Regions from separate parts of the Homo sapiens genome. Here regions 2 and 3 are each linked to region 1. Evidence: chromatin contacts called from ENCODE Hi-C or POLR2A ChIA-PET data. All regions are on one chromosome and are shown on one strand. Each heading gives the region's core, a stretch centred on a gene start or an enhancer-like site at or near the end of the contact. The rest is flanking DNA. Distances are from core to core; before and after follow the strand shown.

Evidence for each region. A loop is a pair of places that touch in the nucleus more often than their neighbours do. ChIA-PET counts read pairs that join two places held with the same protein, here RNA polymerase II (POLR2A). Pooled maps may share reads with other maps.
Region 2: a map with no recorded cell type shows a loop between it and region 1 (14-fold over the local background). The contact joins the enhancer-like site here to the promoter of SUCLG2 in region 1. A Hi-C loop is called at or near these places in 10 of 37 single-sample maps with no recorded cell type and 6 of 50 pooled maps. POLR2A ChIA-PET finds 5 or more read pairs at or near these places in 1 of 52 experiments (activated B cell).
Region 3: a map of CD8-positive, alpha-beta T cell shows a loop between it and region 1 (22-fold over the local background). The contact joins the promoter of LRIG1 here to the promoter of SUCLG2 in region 1. A Hi-C loop is called at or near these places in 4 of 168 maps with a recorded cell type or tissue (CD4-positive, alpha-beta memory T cell, CD8-positive, alpha-beta T cell and naive thymus-derived CD4-positive, alpha-beta T cell), 1 of 37 single-sample maps with no recorded cell type and 11 of 50 pooled maps. POLR2A ChIA-PET finds 5 or more read pairs at or near these places in 1 of 52 experiments (activated CD8-positive, alpha-beta memory T cell).

The regions. Positions count from the first base shown.
Region 1 is chr3:67,652,803-67,657,283 of GRCh38, forward strand. It overlaps SUCLG2 (succinate-CoA ligase GDP-forming subunit beta), which reads right to left and starts at 1,810. Exons shown (of 11, transcript NM_003848.4): 1 at 1,701-1,810. The coding sequence starts at 1,784. It overlaps SUCLG2-DT (SUCLG2 divergent transcript), which reads left to right and starts at 1,895. Exons shown (of 7, transcript NR_109992.1): 1 at 1,895-2,300. RefSeq lists a silencer at 1,422-2,101 and an enhancer at 1,617-2,116.
Region 2 is chr3:66,383,768-66,388,248 of GRCh38, forward strand. LRIG1 (leucine rich repeats and immunoglobulin like domains 1) reads right to left here. Exons shown (of 19, transcript NM_015541.3): 13 at 2,214-2,534; 14 at 224-505. Among named protein-coding and RNA genes, the nearest start is that of LRIG1, 120 kb to the right of the region's middle. RefSeq lists enhancers at 2,376-2,475, 2,936-3,105, 3,116-3,195, 3,226-3,285. Within about 2 kb of position 2,629, at least 3 of the 41 ENCODE cell types and tissues checked have a DNase peak (open chromatin) inside an H3K27ac peak, as active enhancers do.
Region 3 is chr3:66,498,895-66,503,375 of GRCh38, forward strand. LRIG1 (leucine rich repeats and immunoglobulin like domains 1) reads right to left here and starts at 2,128. Exons shown (of 19, transcript NM_015541.3): 1 at 1,296-2,128. The coding sequence starts at 1,513. RefSeq lists enhancers at 1,224-1,724, 1,725-2,225 and silencers at 1,328-1,537, 1,558-1,637, 1,678-1,817, 1,838-2,497.

The DNA.
Region 1 (4,481 bases), core at 560-3,059:
GGCCTCAATTTCTCTACCCATGAAATGAGCTGGCTGGACTAAATGATTGCTAATGTCCATTTCCAGTTCTTGGACACTGTGTACCTTTCTATCTTTAAAAAAACCTACTTTTACCTTCTAAGAATTTACAGAAAAACACATCATCCACAAATATGTAAATCACAGTAACCAGATGGGGCGTGCTAACAGATCTTTTTACCCAGTTTTCTTGACAAACCAAGAGTATCTCTCCCCAACCAGATTTTCTCCTGTGTTGCGTTCAGCCTCTTATTTCTTGGTTAGGGAAGTAGGCTTCACATATTTCAGCTAAACACTCTGCATTTTCAGTTTCTCTGTACAATTCATGAGTTTTCACTGCCCTGGGCCCCATGTTTCTCATCAATTCAAGTCTACACTCATGGTAAGCACCCTAGTTCTTGTTTTTTCTAACACTTAAATAATGAATAGGACTTCATCTCCTAGAGCTATTCTCCTTACTCTATTACAACAGTTATTAGTGAGTTTTAATTAGACAAAACTGCCATTCCTTTTGCTACCTCACTATACTGTCAAGCACCTATTAAGAATATTACAGTAGTAAGTATTAGCACCTTTTAAATTTACATTAACAATAACAGAGAAATGGGGAGGCAGGAAATGAAAGGAGAGGGGTAAAAATAGCTCACAGATGTCATAACCAAAGTTTAGAGGAACTCAAAAAATCATTAATCACTATTTTTTAAATTTTCTAAAAAACTATACTATGCACATCCTGGTTAAAATTGTATGAGTGATAATTTGCCTCTCATCAATTAAAAATGGGGAAATAGGCAAGGTCATTAACTCTGCTGTGGCTGAATCCCAGACTGTGCTTTCTTTAAAAGGGAAGAGAGATAGTCTACGGAGACTAACCAGTTCAGTGGTTGAGTGATTTCTACAAGAGTCATCACCAACTCAAAACTTTCCTGAAGTCCTTCTGACTATTTTAACGCTTGCCATCTGCAGAAGGTAAAAATCTGCTAGAGGCCAAGTTCCAATCGCTATCCAGCCCACCACTGACCCTCTTTGATTTCATTCTCCATCAACAAGGAGGACATGGACAGGGTCAATGGTCTAATGCGTTTTAGTGACAGCCCTGATTTTTCATTGGAAAGAGGAGAAAGATCGTTTCCCATTTTTCTCCTTGACCCACGGATTTGACCAACTCAGGCACATTAAAAGTCTGCAAAAGCAGGTAGCCTGCAGGAAGTTCACCCTAGGGGGTGAGTTCCTAGTTGGGCTGAAACGGGTTTCCAGGCATGTTTATCACGTGGTCTAAACGTGCTCAGGGTTAGTGCCAGAAGTTTGAAAAGCAGAATTAGTAGAGCTGACAATAAAACCTCAGGGCTCCAAAACCCGGTCCAAGAAACTTTTCTTAAACTTGCGTCCAGCGCCTGCTTCAGCGCCTTCGCCATGAGTCTGCGCGGGCAGACAGCGGAGACTCTAGTGCGTTGGGTCGCTCATACCCCGAGGCACCCGGGGCTGCCGCCGCGCCGCCCCTGCCCCACACTGGAGCGGGGTTCCCTGCTGCGCCTGGACCCGGCGCCGCGTCACCTCCCGAAGTGGGGCGCCCGAGGGGCCGCGCAGGGGGTCAGGCGGAGACCAAGAGTAGCAGGGGGCGAGGGAAGCCCGGGCAGGCCGGCGCCGCTGCTGGCGCCCGCAGCTCCTGCCCCCACGCTCACCTGGGACCCGGCCGCCAGGAAGCGGGGCCGCAGCGCTAGGGCTCGCAGAAGCTTCCCGGCCTGCGCTGCTACGGGGGACGCCATCTTAAACAGGAAACTCGGCACGGGGCAGTAGGGCGGGCGCGGGCAGGGGAAGGAGGCGGAGGAGGAGCAGCGGGAGGAGGGGTCAGAGGAGAAGCGGGCGCGGGGAGGAAAAGGAGGAGGAGGCAGAGGCGGTCTGGGCCGGGCCGGGCCTGACCCCTGCGTCCCGGGGGCACAGGCGTTCTTAAGGCTGCAGAGCCCTGGGTCCCCCACCCGGCCCCGGTTCACTTTGAGCGGTCCCAAGGCCTGAGGGCCTACTGTCCAGTCCCCAGGTTATCGTCCTGAGCAAAGACAGACCCCGAGCCCTGCGGTCTTGGGGCTCAAACAGTCCCTGGATGGCCAAACAAGCAAATATTCGCCATGGCAGTGGGTGCTGGAAGGGTGGCTCACGGAGCTGACGCCCTCCGCAGAGAACCGTGGTCTAGTCCTGCGGTCACGAGGCCTATCTGGGACAGTGGTGTTTGAGCTGAGACTTTAACGAATAGAGACAGGTGAGGTTCCTGCAGCCCAGGGCTTCAGGTGAGTCAAGGAGAGGCCATTGGAGGCTCTCCATCCCTTAAGGAGTTGTGGGTGTTTTGTTTTGTTCTATCCTTAACCTAAAATCAATGTAAAGCTGAGAGATGAAGCCGGGTGGGTCGGTTGGGGACTTGGAGAACTTCTCTGTCTAGCTAAATGATTGTAAATGCACCAATCAGCGCTCTGTGTCTAGCTAAAGGTTTGTAAATACACCAGCCAGCCCTCTGTGTCTAGCTAATCAGGTGGGGACTTGGAGAACTTTTCTGTTAGCTAAAGGATTGTAAATGCACCAATCAGTGCTCTGTGTCTGGCTAAAGGTTTGTAAACACACCAATCGGCACTCTGTAAAAACGCACCAATCAGCGCTCTGTGTCTAGCTAAACGTTTGTAAATGCACCAATCAGCACTCTTTAAAAAGGGACCAATCAGCACTCTGTAAAATGGACCAATTGGCACTCTGTAAAATGGACCAATCAGCAGGATGAGGGTGGGGCCAAATAAGGGAATAAAAGCTGGACACCGGCGCCAGTAGTGGCCCCTAGTTGGGGTCTCCTTCCAGGTTGTGGTTGCTTTGTGCTTTTGCTTTTTGCAGTAGCTCTTGCTGCTGTTCACTGTTTGGGTCCGCACTATCCTTATGAGCTATAACACTCACCACAAAGGTTTGCAGTTTCACTCCTGAGGTCAGGGAGACTGCGAACCCACTGGGAGGAATGAACAACTCCGTATGCCCCACCTTCGAGGGCTGTAACACTCACTGCAAAGGTCTGCAGCTTCATTCGTGAAGTCAGCGAGACCACGAACCCACAGGCAGGAACAAACAACTCCGGACGGGCCACCTTTAAGAGCTGTAACACTCACTGTGAAGTCTGCGGCTTCACTCCTGAAGTCAGCGAGACCACGAACCCACCGGAAGGAAGAAACCCCAGATACATTTGAACATCTGCAGGAACAAATTCTGGTCACGCCATCTTTACCGCGAGGGTCTGCAGTTTCATTCTGGAAGTCAGCGAGACGATTAAGAACCCACGGGAAGGAACCAATTCCGGACACAAAGCTATTGGAGGATTTTAAGCCCAGTAATCAGAGTGATAAAAGCAACATTCATTTGGAGCTGTGAACCCCAAATACCTGACACAGGTCTCAATCAATTTAAGAAGTTTATTTGGCCACAGTTAAGGACACGTGCCTGTGACACAGCCTCAGGAGGTCCTGACATGTGCCCAAGGTGTGGTGGAGGACACAGCTTGGTTTTATACATTTTAGGGAGATATGAGACATCAATATATGTAAAATGTACATTGGTTTGGTCCAGAAAAGCGAGACAACTGGAAGCAAGGAGGGGCTTCTAGGTTATGGGTAGATAAGACACAAAGGGTTGCATTCTTTTGGGTTTCTGATTGGCCTTTCCAAAGGAAGCAATCAGCTGTGCGTCTATCTCTGTGAGCAGAGGGATGACTTTGAATAGAATGGGAGGCAGGTTTGCCCTAAGCAGTTCCCACCTTAACTTTTCCCTTTACCTTAGTGATTTGGGAGTCCCAAGATTATTTCCCTTTCACAGAGTTTACGCGAGTCTAAGCAATGTGCATATAATAAAAACAACAGCAAAGTTACTGAATGTGTGCCAAGCATTAGACAAATATAAACTTGTTTAGTCTTCATAGCAAAGTTTTAAATGAGTAGAAGTGTACAATCCCCATTTTGCAGAAGAGAAAACTGAGGTGCACAGAGGTTAAGTAACTTGCCAGAGGTGGCAGGTCTGATAAGAGATGAGATTCACATCCCTTCCACCCACCCCCAAATTAAGCACTATTTTAGATTTTTTTTTTTAACCTTACTCATTCTTGAGCATATGATCATGAAAAAAGGTACAATGTGACATAAGTAGACAGCTGTTGCTACTAGCTTCTTTCCTAATCTCTCTCTTTGGAAAGTGGGGGAGCTGAGGATTTTTATTTTAATATAATTTCTAGCCCATTTCGAGACATAGTTTTACCCACTAGATGTAGCATCTTTTGATGATAAGGATGATGATGATTGTTTAAATCAATTATTGTCACGATGGTGGCAAAGTGGCAAGGTCTAACTCCATCCTACATTTATTAGTCTGTATTCTACTCAGAAAAACTGCACTCTTTCCATCATCTCCATTGATGAAAGAAAAACTTCAGCTAAATTAAATGTAAA
Region 2 (4,481 bases), core at 1,379-3,878, 1.3 Mb before region 1:
CTAAACCCTATGAAGACTCTTAATTCACCAGCTATCATTTCTTTTAAAGAGATAGAAACACTTGTTTAAGAAAAATTAACTCAACTCAAAAAGCAGCCCCAAATTTCAAACAGGGTCGAAAGGCCCACAACGCATACCACCCCTGGCCACACAGAGCATTTGAGAGTCTCTCTCTCTCGCTCACACACACACACACACACACACAGTAGAGCAATAGGCAAACCTAGGACAGTCAGGGTGGCATTAGCTGAAATAGAACCGGCTGAGTTCTGAGCAGTACAGCTGTAAACCCCTGCGTCATCTATTTTCACATCAGTGATGAAAAACACGTCGTCATCCGGCATGACATGCATGCGTCGCTCACGGGCAGCGGGGAAATCCGTGCCTCCATCCTTCTGCCAGGCAATCTGAGGGTTTGGGTGACCTGTGGCAGCACATTCGAGGCGGGCCATGGTGGTGGTCCGGATGGTTATGTCGTGGGGCGTTTTGGTGAATGATGGCAACACTGGAAAACATACGTATACAGGGTCGGGTTACGGGACAGCTAGATGCAAAACCAGGAAGTCCTCTGGCAAACACCTACCTGTCACTGTGCCCAGTGCCAGTTCACTTCTTTTCTCCCAATGTCTGCCCAGGACCACTCCTGCCACCTGTGAATCAGGAACCCCCAGCTTCTCCCACCACAGTTGGAACACTTCCATCCCATCAGCCTTGCATTGTACACCCTAGGCTGGCTATAGTCCCTTCAAAGCAAAGGCTTTTACTCTACATGGCAGTGCCTATACGGGAGTTGCAGGGGGTGCCCATCCACACTAGGTAGGCCTGATGCTTGCCTGCTTTACCCACCAAGAGAGAGGCTGTGGAGATGGAATTACAGAGGGAAGGTGGGCATGCCTCCACCTTGGGAGAGCAATGGGATGGCTCATCCGTTTGGATGGGTGTTCATGGGATGAATGGGATGGCTCATCCATTTGGATGGTTGTTCACCCAGGCTGTTCCTGCCCACTGCCGTATACCCAGGCAGGAAGCATTCAGCTTGCTAGCTTGCTCAGCCTAAAGATCGATGTCCTGACAGAGTGGGACGCATCCAGCCACGTGTCAGGCACCACCAGAGTTCCTGTCAACGTCAATTTTGGGGAGAGTCTAACAAACAGCTGAGTCTTTCGGAAGCTGTGAGGACTTGGAATAAGCCAAGACAACCCCACTACAGTGTGGTAAAGAAGGTGTTTCGCTGTGATCTGTGGGGGCTTAAAGAGCAAAGCAGATCCACCATTCTGATGATTCTCAAGCCAATTCTTTTTAACTAGAGAGTTAGTAATCAGGATAACCCCATTAGGTTACTGGGGTGGGACAGTAAACTCTTCAAGCTATCTACTCCCCACCCCCCTCCTCCAAACACACAATAACACATGGTCCCCTTGACAAGCTCCAAGGCTGGTTAATGAGTAAAAACCTGTCAACTGCCAGGACACTGTGTCTTTCAGGCCAGGGCTCACACCAGCCTTGCACTCCACAGTCTCTGGAGCAGTAGCTAGCCTCTGACTCCAATGCTGTGCCATCTACTCAAAGAACAGCAGCTTCCCCAGGCTAAGGGGTATTTGGAATTTGGAAGCCAGATCTCTTGGCTTATAGAGGATAAGAACTGGACAAAACAAGGCTTAGCTCTCCACAATTTGACTTAATAACTAGTTTTTGTTTTGTTTTTGAGACAGTCTCACTTTGACACCCAGGCTGGAATGCAGTGGAGTGATCTCGGCTCACTGCAACGTCCACCTCCTGGGTTCAAGCAATTCTTGTGCCTCAGCCTCCCAAGTAGCTGGGATTACAGGCATGTGCCACCACACCTGGCTAATTTTTGTATTTTTAGTAGAGACGGGGTTTCACTATGTTGGCCACACTAGTCTCGAACTCCTGGCTTCAAGTGATCTGCCCACCTCAGTCTCCCAACTGCTGGGATTACAGGCATGAGCCACAGCACCCGGCCAATAACTAGATTTTTAAAACTCACCAAAAACAAGTAACTCATTGTGAATAACCCTTGAAATCTGCAAAACTTGCTCTGGGGCAAACCCAGGCAACAATAGGATTTAACAGTGCCCCACAGAAGCATGTGTGTGTCCTGTCTCAGTCATCTCTACATGGAAAGCTGAAAGGGCAATCAGGAGTGTGCTTTGTAGGATTCTGGTACTATAACAAAGATGGTGTTTCCATACCATTCACGGTGAGCCTGGCCTTATGTGAATAGGTGGAGCCAAAGTGGTTGGTGATGACACATTGGTAGCGGCCCTCGTGCCCGAAAGTGACCTGACGGAGGTGCAGGATGGTGGTGTACTCCATCACTTCCCCGTCCTGCGCGTGGACGTGGACAAAGTTCTCCATGTCTGCATTGGTCAGGACTTCATTGTCTTTCTTCCAGGCAAAGGTCATGGGGGAGCTGCTGCTGCTGGCTGCTGAGCATGTAAACCGGATGTCCTTGCCCACCATAGCCATGGTGGTTTCTGGCTGGGTGATGATCTGTGGCTTCAGGAAGTCATCTGGGGAGAGAAGGGTCAACTGTAAAGCGCTGGGTTCTTGGTACACAGAGGAACCAGCTGCTGTTCATGCTAACAGAAACTGACACAGACACCAAGCAGGAACCAGAGCTTGAGGTCCCTGTGCATCCTCAGCCCCACCAACCAGATGCCGTAAGAGTTGCACCATGGACATCTGACCTCATCTAATTAGAAGTCTGTGAGTACTGATCACCTTTATGATCACACTCCTTGATTAGAAATTAACCCACCACTTCTCAGTTCTCAAACCAGCCAGCCGGCAGTTTCCTTAAGACAACTGGCTCTGCCTGCTGACTTTCACACAAAACAGTCAGGCACCACTGGTCATGACTGCAGAGATCTTACCCACAAACCTTACTCCAAAAGGAGGGGGTGTAAAACACTTCCAAAATGTCAGAATAAGGACCTCCAAAAATCTGCACCTCCATTAAAACAAGGAAAACACCTGGAAAAATGGTCAAAAGCAACTTTTTCAGAATTCTGGAAAACCAAAGGCTTACAACAATCCATGGATTGTTGATTCAAGCAAATAGCAACATCTCAGAAATGTGAGCTTTGTGGTATTTTAACTTATCCAAAGCCCCATTCTTCCCTCCCCAGCTCCATGGTAGCCTTGAAACCCAGCAGCCTAGCAACCACTCAAGGGTCAGAATGGGCTCCCCAAAAGCCCCATCCTCAGAACTGACACCATGTGGCCTATCTGGCAGCAACACGGAAAGCCCCATTCACAGGATTTGCATTGATTTGCCCTGATCTAGTTTGCCGAGCAGGAGAAGCCCTAGCCCCAGGGCACATGACTACAACAATCAGTAGCCACTGTTCAACAGCGCAGCTGTCTGAGGGGACAATACCCATGGGGCAAACAAGCAGCTGGCCAAAAAACTATAAAGGAAAATGTGGGGAATACAGTGTTAATGGTGGGCTTTGAAAAGGTCCAATACATTCCTGGGGATCTAGACAGCCACATGCAGGTGCAAGGCCATGTGCACACCCAGGAAAGACGTGAGGGGGTCCTCATTTGTCACCTGTGGCTGAGCATGACTGTCTACACAAATAGGAAGTGATGGCACACCCCAACACAAACACACAAGCCGTCGGTAAAGGATAGGAGACAGTGGTTGTGGTGACTTCTCTGTCCAACCATTAGCTAACCACTAAACTAAACAAGCAGGGACTTAAGGGGACGGACTTTATATAGCCTTTGTCCAGGAAAAGTCACTAGGCAAGCTGTAACAATAAACAGCAACAGCAGCAAATCCTGGGGGAGGAGAAAGGGAATATCCAATTTCCAGAGTTGCCACATTATTTTATTTTAAATGCCCAATTTTCAACAAAATATTATGAAACACTCAAACAGGAAAAAAAGCAGTCAACAGAAACTGTCTCTGAGGGAGCCCAGACTTAGATTCACTAAATAAACTTTTTAAATCGGCAATTATAGGCATATTCAAACACCTCAAGGAAACCATGTCTTAAAAAAAATATCGAAGGATAGTGGCCAGGTGGGGTGGCTCACGCCTATAATCCCAGCACTTTGGGAGGCTGAGGCAGGAGGATCATGAGGTCAGGAGATCAAGACCATCCTGGCTAACATGGGGAAACCCTGTCTCTACTAAAAATACAAAAAAAAAAAAAAAATTAGCCGGGTGTGGTGGCAGGTGCCTGTAGTCCCAGCTACTAGGGAGGCCGAGGCAGGAGAATGGCATGAACCCAGGAGGCGGAGCTTGCAGTGAGCCAAGATCACGCCACTGCCCTCCAGCCTGGGTGACAGAGCAAGACTCTGTCTCAAAAAAAAAAAAAAAAAAAAAAAAAAGGATAAAGTATGAGAAAATTTTATAGCAATAAAGAGAAATTATAGATATGAACCAAGTAGAAATTTTGAAACTTAGAAGTACAATAACTGAAATGAAAAATTCACTAGAGGGGCTT
Region 3 (4,481 bases), core at 878-3,377, 1.2 Mb before region 1:
CTTCACGGTAGTCAGAACACAGGCCACATTTTCTTCGATCAAGCCACAGGTGCTGGTTACAACTTGTGACACCAGTTTTCTCTTTTTAAAACAGCCATAGTCATGCCTAAGGTTACTGCTGTGCCTTTCCTATGTTCTAGGAAAAATGTCCAATTATTCAACCGAAATGCGGACTATTTAAGCTAGGCCTTTTCTGGAAAGGTACTAATGGTTCTACAGAGATGCTAATTACCCATAACTGAACGGGATTTGACTCATGCACCAGATTTGTTAGAAGTAAAAGAAGACTATTCTATTCTACCATGTTTACACAGAAGTCTAATGCCTTTTTTTTCCTGTCAAATCTCCTGTAAGAAGTGTCCCACTAAGTCCTAATAAGCCCACATCCTGACAGCACAGAAAAGAACCTCTTTCGGGTGAAACAAACAGCTTAAATCAGCCAAGCCCCTGGCACCCTCTCCTGAAGCAGCACTTCTCCAAAACTCATTTGCACCATTTATGGAGGAGAGAGTCTTGAGGGTGGGCCCCACCCCACTGGATCATCAAGCCCAATGGGGCCCCAGGGAACACACAGGAAGGGTCTGGAACACAGTTCCGTAAAATGCCAAACAGGCGTAAAAGGACAAACTCCCAGCACTCACAGGTCGCCAGGAACTGTCAAAGCCCTCTAACTCAGGGGTCCTCGGGGGAAGACTGCCTTCTGCCCCGCACAGAGAGGCAAGTCAGGCCACCACGGTCTTCGGGGATCAGGAGACGGCTACACACACTATCAACTAATAAATAATGTAAACGAAAGACTGGACCCAACAGTCACCTTCATTCATTACCCACTGGAAGACCAAGGAGCTCAGACACCAAATAGTTGGATTACAGGAGAGGAAAAGGAAACGCACCCACATACCCCCACAGACTTCTTCACACTCTTCTCCAGACGTTTCCCACCCACCCACCCGCAAACACACTCAGCTCCAGACTCCCACTCACTCACCCCCAGATGGCCCGCACGACGCGTGCTGGCTAACCCCCAAATCTCTACGACCCACGCTCGCTCGTCTCCAGACCCCACGAGGCACGCTCTTCTTCTCCAGGCTCTCTCGCACGCCTACTCCCCCGGACCTCCACGCAGAATCTCCCTTCCGCCACTCCAACCTGACAGTCTTCCAACACGCACAAGCACGCACAACTCCACACACACAACCCAGTCCGCACCCCCTCCCTGAGTACGAACCCCCGCCGCTCCATCCCCAAGTGACAGAGCCCCGGGGCGCAGAGAGGGCGGAAAGGGCGGCACTCACAGGCTCCGCGTCCAGGAGGGCAGGTCCCCGGGCAACGCAGCCAGCCCGCGCCCACCGCAGTCCAGCGAGTCCCCAGCGCAAGTGCAGGCGGCCGCGCAGGGCGCCCGCGGGCCGGCCGCGGCGGTCACCGGCTCCAGCCGAAGCAAAAGCAGCCAGAGAAGGAGAAGGCAAGGCGAGCGGCGCGGGGCCCCGAGCCCTCCCCGGACCGGCCGCGCCATCTTGTCTGGAGCGCGCTGCGAACTCCGGGCGCGGGGACTGTGAGGACCCGAACGGCCGCAGACGCGGGCGGGCCCGCGGGGCGCTCCGCTCGGCTCTAGACTCCGCACCGGGGCATGGCCCCCGCCCCAAGTTCTCTCTGCGGCCGCGGCTCCGGCACTCAGCGTGCCCCCGGTGCCCGGGCCGCTCCGGAGCACCCGGCGGGGGCCGCAAACCCCGCGCCCATCCGGGCCGGCCGGCCCGCCCGCGCTAGCTGCGAACTCCGCCGATTCGGGCAAGGTGTACCCAGCCTGCGCTCTTCGTCCGCCCGGGGCACGCCGAGTGCCGCTACCGACACCGGCCGAGGGCAGTGCTGCCGCTGCGCCTGGAAGACAGGCGTTCAGCCCCGCAGCCCGAGCTCGGTGCCGGCAGGCATCTTCCTCTGGGCTCGGAGCGCAAAGCCGTAGACCTCGGGCTGGACGGCGCGGCCGGCCCCGCGCTGGGAGGCCCCAGTGCGCCTCGCTGTCCCCACGCCGCGGCCAGAGAGCGCGCGCGCGCGCGCAGCCTCGGGTTCCGCACGGCTCCTCCGCGCAGCAAGAGTCCCGCCGACCTCGCAGCCGAACAATCAGCCGCTTGCTGTTCGCCTCCCCGCGGCCCAGCCCCGGCCGGTCCCCCAAGCCCCGCCCCCGGCCGCTCGCCCGCACACACCCCCTAGGCTCCGCGCTCCGCGGCCGCCTGCTGGCCCACGTTGGATGCTTTGCAACAGCGCCCCGCCACGCCTCCCCGCCTGCTGCTCATTGGCTGCCGGAGTCCACCGTGGCCAGCCTCGAGGGCCATTGGAGCGCTCGCTGTGATCCCGCCCCTCCCGCTTCACCGGCTACCCCGCCCCCACACTCTTTTCCCACCCAAGGTGTGAAGGGCGGGAGACTGGGAGGAGAAAGGGAGGGACGGCCCCCGCCTCTTAAAGGAGACACGCAGGTTGTTGTTGGAGAACGGGAACGCGGGCTGGGGAAAGGAGGCGTGAAGATACGCCCTCTGCGTCAAGAAGGGGAGAGAAAGTTAAGAGGGTAAAACGCCCCCGTTTTGGGGCTGTCTGGCCCCAAGGCTTTTTACGTCCTCCTCAGGCTGCAAGCAGGACTGCAGATTAGAAGCAAACCCGCGTCCGTTTTCCAGGTTCCTTCCAAAAGCGAAGACACAGGTTTAAAACTTAACACATTTCTTCCTGACTGGGACATCCTTGGTTATTTCATTAGGCGTGGTCCCCTTCCTCCTCGAGCAGCCTGGAGCATCTGCTCCTGACTTGTTCTTCACGTCCTAAATCCAGCAATATGTCCTTGATTACTAAAATGAATGTGTGCTGCAGAAACCTAGTCTCAAAGGTGCACCCTCGGCCAGGAGTGGTGGCTCACGCCTGTAATCCCAGCAGTTTGGCAGGCCAAGGCGGGCGGATCACCTGAGGTCAGGAATTCGAGACCAGCCTGGCCAACATGGTAAAACCCCGTCTGTACTAAAAATGAAAAATAAAAAAATTAGCCAGGTGTGGTGGTGCACACCTGTAATACCAGCTACGGGAGGCTGGGACAGGAGAGCTGCTTGAACCCCGGAGGCGGAGGCTGCAATGAGCAGAGACTTGTCACTGAATTGTCACTGAATTCCAGCCTGGGTGACAGAGCGAAACTCCGTCTCAAAAAAAAAAAAAAGTGCACTCTCCTTCCCAGCTAGTGAGTTGAAGGGTACTTCTAGAAATGCTGCAGCCTTTGATAAAGGGGTTGCTTTGTTGTTGTCATTGGGTTTTTGTTTTAATCAGAGTCTTTTTAAGATAATTTTCAAGAAGCCATTGTGTATTCGTAAGAGACAGAGTTAAAGGAGAAATAATAGTTAACAAAGCTTCTAACTTTTGCTCTTAAAGATCAGACCATAGTAGTAGTGTGTTACGATAGTACGTGGTAACATTAAGCAGACATACACACATTGAGAAAAAAAGAAAAAGATTACCACTGTAACATATAGCTGCCCTCTGGGCGTTTTGGTTTGCTAGTGTCTCATATCCCTTCCCAAGAGTATGCAAATTACTAACATAACTGCGCACATTGTCAGGAAGATTAAGCAGGTCAAGTCTGTTGAAAAACATTTGCTCCAGAACATTAAATCTGAGTTGTGTTTTATGGAAGTGGGGTGGGGTGGGAGGTAAAGAGGAGAAGTTGAACCTTAGGGAAAAAAGGCAAAAAAAAAAAAAAAATTAAAGGGTTTATTCCATTTTCGACACAATCTAAGAGGTTTGCTTTAATTGAGATGCACTAAATGTGTTAAACTTTCCCTCAGCCATAAGATCACCTCTTTTCTTTAGCCAAAATGTGATCTTCCTATCCCTTCCTCCCCTTTTTCCTTCTTCCCCTTCTGAATTCATTGCGCCTCATTTTTTTCTTGTTTAATTTTGCATGATCTCAGCAGTGATGCCCAAAGCAGTGCTCAAATATGTGGGTAAATCAATTCAAATCTAATTCCCAAGAAATATTATCAGAAAAATGCTGCACCTGACCCATCCCACCCAGAGCTTTAACCAGCTTTTATGTTTCATATGTAATCCAAATAAACATACACCTTCCATCTGGACGAGAAGAAATATGTCCTTTTGTTCTATCCCTTTTGGTAAATATAATAATAATAAGCAGTGGGAATGGAATTAAAAAGACCCTAAATTTATGAAGTCCTCTCAGTCAGTGTTTAAGTTTTACACAAAGAACACAAAACAGTAATTTGATGCAGAATACCCACAGCCGTTTCCTGAAATGAAACTGTCAGATCCTCCCTGTCCCCACCCCACAATAAAACAGCATATGCAGCAAAAAATGAATTGAACTGATTGAACTACTTGAGATGCTGACCTAAAATTATCTTTCAGGTTTGTCTCATTTCTAGTACTATAAAAGTGGGTAATTCTTGTAAAATGTTTTTTCAAATGTGTATGGGTGTACTTGTGAGATGCCTTTT